Regions from separate parts of the Homo sapiens genome. Here region 1 is linked to region 2. A link is a loop called in an ENCODE intact Hi-C map of the cell type or tissue named here. Cell type or tissue: endothelial cell of umbilical vein. All regions are shown on one strand. Each heading gives the region's core, and the rest is flanking DNA. Links, peaks and the distances in the headings are about the cores only.

What was found. Peaks named below come from ENCODE experiments on the same cell type or tissue, not always from the same donor. Only the 100,000 strongest peaks of a DNase experiment are listed, where the experiment ranks them.
Region 1: it touches region 2 in a loop (8-fold over the local background); 1 of 110 quality-filtered maps calls a loop at or near these places.

The regions. Positions count from the first base shown.
Region 1 is chr9:19,190,400-19,195,781 of GRCh38, reverse strand. No RefSeq gene overlaps it. Among named protein-coding and RNA genes, the nearest start is that of DENND4C, 38 kb to the left of the region's middle. In endothelial cell of umbilical vein, for the core only: no CTCF peak of the experiment used is centred there; DNase peaks (open chromatin) are centred at 3,211 and 3,401; H3K27ac peaks cover 1,298 bases.
Region 2 is chr9:19,340,879-19,346,260 of GRCh38, reverse strand. It overlaps DENND4C (DENN domain containing 4C), which reads right to left. Exons shown (of 33, transcript NM_001330640.2): 21 at 5,147-5,269; 22 at 3,482-3,628; 23 at 1-340. Among named protein-coding and RNA genes, the nearest start is that of RPS6, 37 kb to the left of the region's middle. In endothelial cell of umbilical vein, for the core only: no CTCF peak of the experiment used is centred there; a DNase peak (open chromatin) is centred at 3,100; H3K27ac peaks cover 1,626 bases.

The sequences.
Region 1 (5,382 bases), core at 321-5,320, 150 kb after region 2:
TCACCATGTTGGCCAGACTGGTCTGAAACTCCTGACCTCAGGTGATCTGCCTACCTCAGCCTCCCAAAGTGCTGGGATTACAGGCATGAGCCACCACGGGCAGCTGTATTTTTGTTTTTAATTTATTTTTTTGAGACAAGGTCTCACTCTGTCACCCAGGCTGGACTTCAATGGTGCAATCATAGCTCACTGCAGCCTCAACTTCCTGGACTCAAGCCCTTTTCCCACCTTAACTTCCTGAGTAGCTAAACTACACAGCTGCATGCCACGACACCCAGCACTTTTTTTTTTTTTTTTGAGACAGAATCTGGCTCTGTTGTCCAGGCTGGAGTGCAGTGGCTCAATTTTGGCTCACCGCACCTCCGCCTCCTGGGTTCAGGTGATTCTCCTGCCTCAGCCTCCTGAGTAGCTGGGATTACAGGGGCCCGCCACCATGCCTGGCTAATTTTTGTATTTTTAGTAGAGATGGGTTTTCACCATGTTGGCCAGGCTGGTCTTGAACTCCTGACCTCAGGTGATCCACCCACCTCAGCCTCCCAAACTGTTGGGATTACAGGTGTGAACCACTGCGCCAGACCTCACCCAGCAAATTTTTTTTTTTAGACGGAGTCTCTCTCTGTCGCCTAAGCTGGAGTGCAATGGTATGATTTTGGCTCCCTGCAATCTCTCTCTCGATCACCTGACCTCGTGATCTGCCCGCCTCGGCCTCCCAAAGTGCTGGGATTACAGGCATGAGCTACTGTGCCCGGCTGGAAAGACTGACTTTATCTCCTCTGTTATTTATAAACCACCTTTGATGAAAGAGAATTTTTTTTTCTTGAGATGGAGTCTCCGTCTGTCGCCCAGGCTGGAGTGCAGTGGCGTGATCTCGGCTCACTGCAACTTCTGCCTCCTGGGTTCAAGCAATTGTCCTGCCTCAGCCTCCTGAAAATTTTCTGTATACAAGATCATACAACCTGCAAGTAGAGATTGTGTTACTTCTTATTTTCCAATCTGGAGACCTTGTATTTATTTATTTTCTTGCCTAATAGCCCTCACTGGAACCTCCAGTGCACCGTTGAATGGCAGTGGCAAAGTGGACATGCTTGTCTTATTTCTGATGTTAGAGGAAAAGCATTCAATCTTTCACCATTAAGTATGATGTTAGTGATGGGGTTTTAGCTATGTCTACAATACCAATGCATATCCTAGTACAGATGTTCCAGCTGAGGGTGGAAATAGAGAACAGAGGTCAGAATAAAAAGCTGGGCTACATTTGGGAATCTTCAGTATTCAGATGAGAGTTGAAGTCATGGAAACTTAGTAAGATTGTCCAGGGCAGATCACACAGGATGAGAAGAGGATTGGGGATTGATACGGTTTGGTTTTGTGTCTCCACCCATATCTCATTTTGAACTGTAATTCCCATGTGTTGTGGGAGGGACCTGGTGGGAGGTGATTGGATCATGGGGGTGGTTTCCCCTATGCTGTTCTCATAATAGCGAAGGAGTTCTCATGAGATCTGATGGTTTAAAAGTGGCAGTTTTCCCTGCGCTCACTCTCTCCTGCCGTCTTGTGAGGAAGGTGCTTGCTTCACCTTCTCTTTCCACCATGATTGTAAGTTTCATAAGGCCTCCCCAGCCATGCATAACTGTAGTCAACTTAACCTCTTTCCTTCATAAATTACCCAGTCTCAGGCAGTTCTTTATAGCAATATGAGAATGGACTAATACAGAGAATTGGTACTAACAGAGTGAGGTACTGCTATAAAGATAACCTGAAAATGTGGAAGTGACTTTGGAACTCGGTAATGAGCAGAGGTTGGAACAGCTTGGAGGGCTCAGAAGAAGACAGGAAGATGTGGGAAAGTTTGGAGCTTACTAGAAACTTGTTGAATGGTTTTGACCAACATGCTGATAGTGATATGGACAATAAAGTCCAGGCTGAGGTGGTCTCAGGTGGAGATGAGGAACTTTTTGGGAACTGGAGCAAAAGTCACTTTGCTATGCTTTAGCAAAGAGACTGGTGGCATTTTGCCCCTGCCCTAGAAATCTGTGGAACTTTGAACTTGAGAGAGATGATTTAGGGCATCTGGCAGGAGAAATTTCTAAGCAGCAAAACATTCAAGAGGTGATCTGGATTTTTCTGAAAGCATACAGTCACATACGGTCACAAAGAGATGATTTGAAATTGGAATTTTTGTTTTGTTTTGTTCTTTTGAGATAGAGTCTTGCTATGTCACCCAGGCTGGAGTGCAGTGGTGCGATATCAGCTCAGTGCTTTCTATGCTAAAACCAGAAAAGTCCCAAACAAGACATATTGGTCACTTTTAGGAATACATGAATAAATACCTTTTCCCAAAGAGACTGAAGGAAGTTGAAATGTAATGGTGAGTTGAGATTGCAGTTCCTAGGCTGCCCTACCAATACTTAGCAAATTCATAAGTCATGTAAAAACTTTTTCTAAGCCTTGAAAGTATGTTTGTTTAGTCCCTGAAATCTGACCACTCGTCTCCTTTTTATTTATTTATTTATTTATTTTTGAAATGGAGTCTCATCTGTCGCCCAGGCTGGAGTGCAATGGCGCTATCTTGGCTCACTGCAACCTCCGCCTCCCGGGCTCAAATGATAACTTCTCTCCTTTTCATCTTACATTCCATAGCCTGGAGCCCCTGTCTGCTGTGAGAGGTAGGATGTGGGTAAGGCAGGTGGACAGCTCCAGGGCAACAGAGACAGAGGAGACTTCTTGCACAAGAAGAGGAGCTGGGCCAGACCTTTAAAAGCTCCTCCAGAAATAATAGCTGGGGCATTTATGAAAGGGAAGCAGGTAGCAGCAGCAGAAGGGCCCAGGAGCAAGAATAGTGAAGCACAAGGGGCTGCTTGTTTGTGCTGTCATTTGCAAGTCAGGAACTGCTTGACTTTACAAACATTTTATCACTCATGACTATTTTAAGAGAATTTCCGTCACAGGAAGTCCACTTCTAATCATTTCCACTAAGGGCACAATCAGGAATGTATGCAAATATATGTACAAAGAAGAAAAAATATTGATTACAGTTTTATAGTAGTAAAGATCTCAAAGAGAAAGTGATACTTAATTGAGCTGAACTTTGAAGGGTAAATAGGAGTTAGCCAGGTATGTAGGGTAGGGAAGAGTAAGAAGGGAAGTTAGAGGGAACAGCATGTGCCAAGTTACAGAGATAGGACAGAATGTATTGGGGAACAATAGGAAATTGGATATTACTGGAGCAAAGGATACACTGTGAATGGGGGAAGGGACAAGGCTGGGAGGAAGAACTCTGAGGCAGAACAGAATTATAATGCCAATTTTTAAAATCATAGTCATTTTCCTCTTTGAGTGAAAAAAATCCACATTCTTTAGGTTGGCATGTATACACAGAGAGATAAGAAATCTAACTCTGTATGCAGAAAATTCAAACCAAGGGAAGTAGTGAATTATCCTTGAGTTTAAATGTTATTTGAAATAATAAAATAGGGTGATTAAAGAGTCCTACTACTTTGATGTCAGATGAAGTCTTGTCTATGTATAATACACTGGTCAAAGTTCAAGAACTGGTTATCTTAATAAAAACACTACTCTCTTCTTTGCAAGATCATCGCAATGGCTCCAGAATTATTGGGGTAATACATTTTGTTTTTCATGTAAAAAGTTATCTTTTTATTTATTTTGAGACGGAGTCTTCTCTGACGCACAGGCTGGAGTGCAGTGGCACAATCTCGGCTCACTGCAACCTCCGCCTCCCGGGTTCAAGCAATTCTCCTGCCTCAGCCTCCCGAGTAGCTGGGACTACAGGCATGTGCCACCACGCCCAGCTAATTTTGTATTTTTAGTAGAGACAGGGTTTCACTATGTTGGCCAGGCTGGTCTCAAACTCCTGATCTCAGGTGATCTGCCCACCTTGGCCTCACAAAGTGCTGGGATTACAGGTGTGAGCCATGGCGCCTGGGCCAAAAGTTATCTTTTCAGTCAAGTTGATCAAAAAGTAAAATTTTGCTTATTGCTAATGGATCTATTTACATAATAAGACATTTCTCTAAATTTATCATTATCACGTTGTCTCAGTCATTACCTGCTGTTGTTACCACTTGCCTGTTCTTAAACTCCACTTACTTTTTGCAACTCATCTTTTTGTTACTTCTACTGCTAAATAATCTTTGCAAAGGAAGTTTTTTTTCCCTACCTCTTGTCATCACTTACTTAATTGTTCCCTGACCACAGAGATCAAAACCAAAATAATGTACCACCATCACTGTAGGGGATGGAAAAACACACACGAACCTTTTTCTTCTACCCTCCTAGGTTCTCCAGCTGGAGTCCTGGGAATCAAACTGATAAAAGAGAAAACAGTTTTCTGTTTTCTGATAAAAAGAGAAAAACAGAGTTTTTTAACATGTACAGCACACATACACACAAGAGAAACTCAGTAATGAGTAACTCAAAGGGGTGGTTAAAATCCAGGGCTTATATAGCATCTTAACATGGAACAATATATCTGTAGAGAAGTGACAAGAGAAAGGGGTTACAGCTTTTAGGGGCAGCAAACTGTGGGGAGGTAAATATGTGGGGGAGAAACCACTGGAAGATAAAGGTTATTTTATTTCTTTTGAGGCAGGGTCTTGCTCCATCGCCCAGGTTGGAGTGCAGTGGCTCCATCTCGGCCCACTGCAACCTCCACCTCCCAGGTTCAAGTGATTCTCTTGCCTCGGCCTCCCGAATAGCTGGGATTATAGACACCTGCCACCATACCCAGGTATTTTTATTTTATTTTATTTTTAGTAGAGATGGGGTTTCAGGCTAGGCACAATGGCTCATGCCTGTAATCCTAGCACTTTGGGAGGCAGAGGTGAGCAGATCCCTTGAGCTCAGAAGTTCGAGACCGACCTGAGCAACATGGAGAAACCCCATCTCTACCAAAAATACAAAACAATTAGCTGGGCATGGTGACGCATTCCTGTAGTCCCAGCTACTCAGAGAGGCTGAGGCGGGAGTATTGCTTGAGCCTGGGAGGCAGAGTTTGCAGTGAGTTGAGATCATGTCACTGCACTCCAGCCTGGGTGACAGAGTGAGACCTTATCTCAAAAAAAAAAAAAAAAAGAGAGATGGGATTTCACCATGTTGGCCAGGTTGGTCTTGAACTCCTACCCTCAAGTGATCCACCCACCTTGGCCTCCCAAAGTGCTGGGATTACAGGCCTGAGCCACAGTACCCAGCCAAAGGTTATCTTAGTAAAGTTTTTTATGTGGATTCCTCTTTCAGTGCTATGTCTGATTCCTGTCCTCTTAGTCTGGACTAAGAGTCAGGAATGATTGAGTTGTTCTCCTTTTCATGGAGGGGAAGGGAGACACCCTTACAATTTATATCCTGTTCTTAGCCAGACAGAGG
Region 2 (5,382 bases), core at 206-5,205:
GACATACAAGTCCTACTATCAGGTAGGTGACAGCTAACATTCTCAAAGCTATGGGTTCTTGCAATATGAAGTAGAGAAGTCTTAGGACATGTCAATGCTGCTGTGAGAATCTTGGCATCTGCTCCCATCATGATAGCCATTTCACTTGAATTCGAATCCAAACTACTCTTCTTAAGCAACATTCCTGCTCGACTTTCAGAACTAAAACTACAACTCCTCTCAGGAAAATGCTTTTGTCTTTTTTCTCCTCTATCACCATTCTTCTTGAGATTAGTAGCTTCGCCAAAGACTGCATCTTCAACTGGATCTTGAGTAGAAAACAGCACATTTGATATACTACCTAAAAGGGAAAGTAAAATATTAACAATGAACCTATTTTCCAAGTTAACTTTTATTAAAATATTTATTGTTTTCCTGATTATGAATGTGACATATACTCAGAATAAAAGATCCAGAAAATTTAGAGGCCATAAAGAAAGTATAAAAAAAAGTGCACTGGAAAAGCTATTTAAAACTTGCCTCCCAGGGACATTTTAATGTATAACCTGTCTTTCATCCTATATTTATATAAACACCCATTTAAAAAAACAAATCATGCAACATATGATAGATGGATATACCTGTGTTCTTCACTAAAATACAGAAAAAGAAAGAATCTCTTCCATCTTAGTTTTGTATCCAATTCAACAAATACTTGCCAGTAATCTACTCTGCAAAAAGCAAATTTGTAATCTTATAGGAATTGTATATTTGCTATACTCAAAGTCTTACTGCTGTAAAGTAAAATAATCCGGAATGGAATGCTTAGCACTGGCAAATTCTAAGAAGGCTGATAAAATCTGAGTGGTTAAAAAATTATTCAGATATATCCATTTCTTCAACAAATACTAAACGTCTACTAGTAGCCACTATATGAGGTGCTAGGAATATAAAGGCAAATAAAACAGACATAATCCTAGCCTTCACAGAAGTCAGTCTTATTTGATCAGGTAGAGAAAAAATATGCTAATGGCCATAGCAGCTTCCCCCAGCTTTGGAAAAAGAAAGCAGTCTTTTACTCTTGGCTACCATGCAATTTGTTTCACTCCAAGACCAAAAGCTGTTATTTCCTATTTGAATCATTATTAGAACTTAAGTCTACCTGTTATGGACTGAATGTTTGTGTCCGCCAAAATCCACATGCTAAAATCCTAACCCTCAGTGTGACAGTATTAGGAGGCAGGGCCTTTGAAAGATAATTTGATCATGAAAGTGGAACCCTGATGAATGGGATTAGAGCCCTTAAAGGAGAGCTCTCTCCTTCTCTGCTGTACGAGGATACAATAAGTTAGCACTCTGCAACCTGGAAGAGGGCCCTCTGCAGAACTCACCATGCTAACACCCTAACCCTGGACTTTCCAGCCCCTAGAACTATAAGAAATAAATTTCTTTCTTTTATTTTTTTTTAAGTTAGGGTTATGCCGGGCATGGTGGCTCACACCTGTAATCCCAGCACTTTGGGAGGCTGAGGCAGGCGGATCACCTGAGCTCAGGAGCTCGAGACCAGCCTGGGCAACATGGAGAAACCCTGTCTCCGCAAAAAAATACAAAAATTAGCCAGATGTGGTGGCATTCGCCTGTAGTCCCAGCTACTTGGGGGTCTGAGGCGGGAGAATCCTCAATTGCCTGAGCCCAGGAAGTTGAGGCTGCAGTGAGCCATGACTGTGCCACTACACTCCAGCCTAGGCGACAGAGTGAGAGTCTGTCTCAAAAACAAACAAACAAAGTTAGGGTCTTGCTCTGTCACCTAGGGTGGAGAGTACAGTGGTGCAATCATGGCTCACTACAGCCTCAATCTCCTGGCCTCAAGCGATCTTTCCCTCCAGCCTGCCAAATTGCTGGGATTACAGGCATGAGCCACTGAGCCCGGCAGAAATAAATTTCTGTTGTTTATAAGTCACCTAGTCTGTGGAACTGTATAGCAGCCTGAGTTATTCATATTTAGGATTCTCATTTGTGTTTTTCTTTTCCTTCGTTTTCTTTTTTATCCATTGCTTTTTACTGTAGTCACATCATTTGTTTTGTTAAAAAGCATAACAATATCTGGGTGCTTCAAGGAAAAAAGCTGTCTTAGATAAGATCTTTCTTTTAAACTTCAAGATTGATTTCAAGGTTCTTTTTAATCTTTCAAGTTAGTACTGATAATCATATCAATTAATCAGAATAAGCATTTAGAGATATTCTTTTAAGCCTTCACGGGAATTAAACTAACCTATTTTACAACTCAAAATATGTACCTGCTTTGAAAGCTGGTCCCAATATTTGAGAAACAAATCCTTGCAAATATTATTGGTTCTCATAGTATTTCCAAGGAATTTAACGGCACATTTTATTCAATGTTTTTTAAAAAAAATTTGCTATACTGACAAAAGCCCCATTATCCTCGCCCTTCGTTCTTAATATGAAAATAAGTTAAAAGGGAAGGAAACACAACAGTCCACAGACGATGTCCAGTTCAATATTTTGAGAGGATTCTAAGCCTCTGACGAAGAAAACTCTTCCCTCCTTTTCCCCAGTATCTCTGCTATCAAGAGGTTAGGAAAATGGAATCTGCAATGTATATATCAATTATTTTCTCAAAAAATCTTTAGCCCCACCTCTTGAGCACTACCCAAACAAGTAATGAGTGAAACTCGGAGTCACGGTAAATACAAAGAGAAAAGACTTTAAGAACAAGGAGTACTTTTACATTGGTTTAAGAAGCTGAACAAATTAATTTCTGTACAGTCATACAATAGATACATTTTCAGACAAGACAGTCAACTTCAGAAAAGTCAACTGCAGCCACCACTAATGAAGGGCAAAGGATGCAGGCCAATTTCATTGTCTTTTAAAATCATATACTTGGATATGTGCCATAAGAGTCTTGGGAGACCTATATATATAATGAAAGTAGAAAACTCAAATTCAAGGGAGTCATACACACAGAGTTATTTAGTACAAACACTTAATCACAAATAAAAAATGGCTTGGGGTACCTATAACAATGGCCAAAATCAAAGATCCACTGGCATATCTGTGTAGAGGGGAAATGACGTGAATCTTTTTCTTCCATTTCCCTTCAGTGATAGGAATTAGCCTGCCACTCATAAGCCCTCTGGAATTTGATCACATCACTGCCTGTTCATGATGCATACAGGAAGCCCTAAAAGTACACTTTCTTATTATCTATAATGAGAAAGAGTGGCCAAACGGTGGACAGGCACCACAACAGGAAAGGGTATTCCAAATAACAAACACACTAAATACTCCTTTTAAAAATCAAACACCTTTAAATAACAATATTTTCAATTTCTTTAGCCGATTTAGAGAATTCAAAAGTCCCTTCTGGCTCTTTAGCATGTTCATTACAATTAAGTCAAAAATTTAATGTCATTAAAGACACATATGAGTCTATAAAAGTATATTTTAAATATTTAATAACCAAAATGTAAAGACTCACCAGTGCTACTTTTCCTGCTGTTGACATCAAATATACCAGACGGAACTTTCACAATACTGCTGCCCCATGCAGGAGGTTCAGTAGGACTGTGAGGCTCTGGACTAGGTTGTGAATGTTTTGCCACAATAGCAGAGGCATCACACACCTCTGGAAAAAAATATTTGGATGTTATCATTCCTACTTTTGCCAATATTAAACAGAAACCATATATTGACTTTTAGATATTGTATGTATTTTTCTCCAACAGTCAGTGTGTCTATTTTACTTTAGACACAAAGTAAAATAGACTGTGTCTGGTTTACTTTATGCCATAAATGCTGCCAATATTAACTGAAATAAATGCTTTGTTTTAGCATTCAATAATCCTAACATAAATGTTCTTTAGTGAATCAATTAAGTCTCTGGCCTTCAGTTCTCCTTCTCATCACTTGGCAAATGGAGAGGGGCTTGTTTCTCCATAACTCTGGAGTATAAAATAAATAACATTAAAGAAAGTACACTTTTGTGATAGAGAACAGGAAGAGTGTCTTATTCCATAAGCCAAAATATTCCTCCATGTTTTCATAAAATGATTACAACAAATTATCTCTGCCTTAATGAGTCCTATAAAAACCGGGAAAAACCACATAGACTTTTTTTTTTTTTTTTTTTTTTTGAGATGGAGTCTTGCTCTTGTCGCCCAGGCTAGAGTGCAATGGCACAATATTGGCTGACTGCAACTTTCGCTTCCCAGGTTCAAATGACTCTCCTGCCTCAGCCTCCCCAGTACCTGGGATTACAGAGGTGCTGCCACTATGCCTGGCTAATTTTTGTATTTTTAGTAGAGACGGGGTTTCGCCACGTTGGCCAGGCTGGTCTCAAACGCCTGACCACGTGATCCGCCCACCTCAGCCTCCCAAAGTGCTGGGAATACAGGCGTGAGCCACCACGCCCAGCCCACATAGACTATTTTTAACCTACCAATGAAAACTATGCACCTAGATATTTGAAGGACTGCTAGTGAAAGAGCCTTTTAGAATTAAAAAGGGCACTAAAATAGAAGTTTTAATAACTCAAAGTTTAGTCCTGGTTCTGTCAAAAGTAGCTATGTAATTTTGGCAAATACCTCAATGGGTCACACTTCCCTGGAAAATTATGGGCTGACCTACAGAGTCTCTAAAGGTATCTTACAGCCAGGTGTGGTGGCTCACACCTGTAATCCCAGCACTTTGGGAGGCTGAGGCAGGAAGATCACTTGAGCTCAGTAGGTCAAGACTAGCCGGGGCAACATGGTGAGACCTTGTCTCTACAAAACATAAAAAAATTAGCTGGGTGTGGTGGCACGTGCCTGTGGTCCCAGCTGACAGGGGACTGAGGCAGGAGGATCATATGAGGCCAGGAGATAGGGCTGCAGTAATACATGTTCTCGCCACTGCACTCAGCCTGGGCGAGAGAGCAAGACCCTGCCTCAAAAAAAAAAAAAAAAAAAGAAAGAAAGAAAGTTCTCTTAAATTTTAAAACTTCAGAGACTACCAAAATCTACCTTATGTAACAGTACACAGCATCTTAGGAGCCAGACCTTACATTTGTGAAAATAATCATCAAAGCTATCAACTAAGATAAACTTTTAATTATTAATAATACAGGTATTATTCTAAGTAAAGTTCGTAAATATCAGTACTTAACCTTCTGTTTGCATTTTTGTTTTAGTTATCAATTCTCTTGCTGCCTGTTCTTCAGGCACATGAATTTCTGCATCATCCTTTATAAGTTCATCCTTAGACCCGTATCCTTGGTCAGACTGACCACCTGTTAAAAAGAATGCAGACTTACATATAAATGTTTTCATATACTTATAATTCATATATAAAAATCACAAGAAAATTCCACTGATCTACACAATTACGGTTAGACAAAAGGAA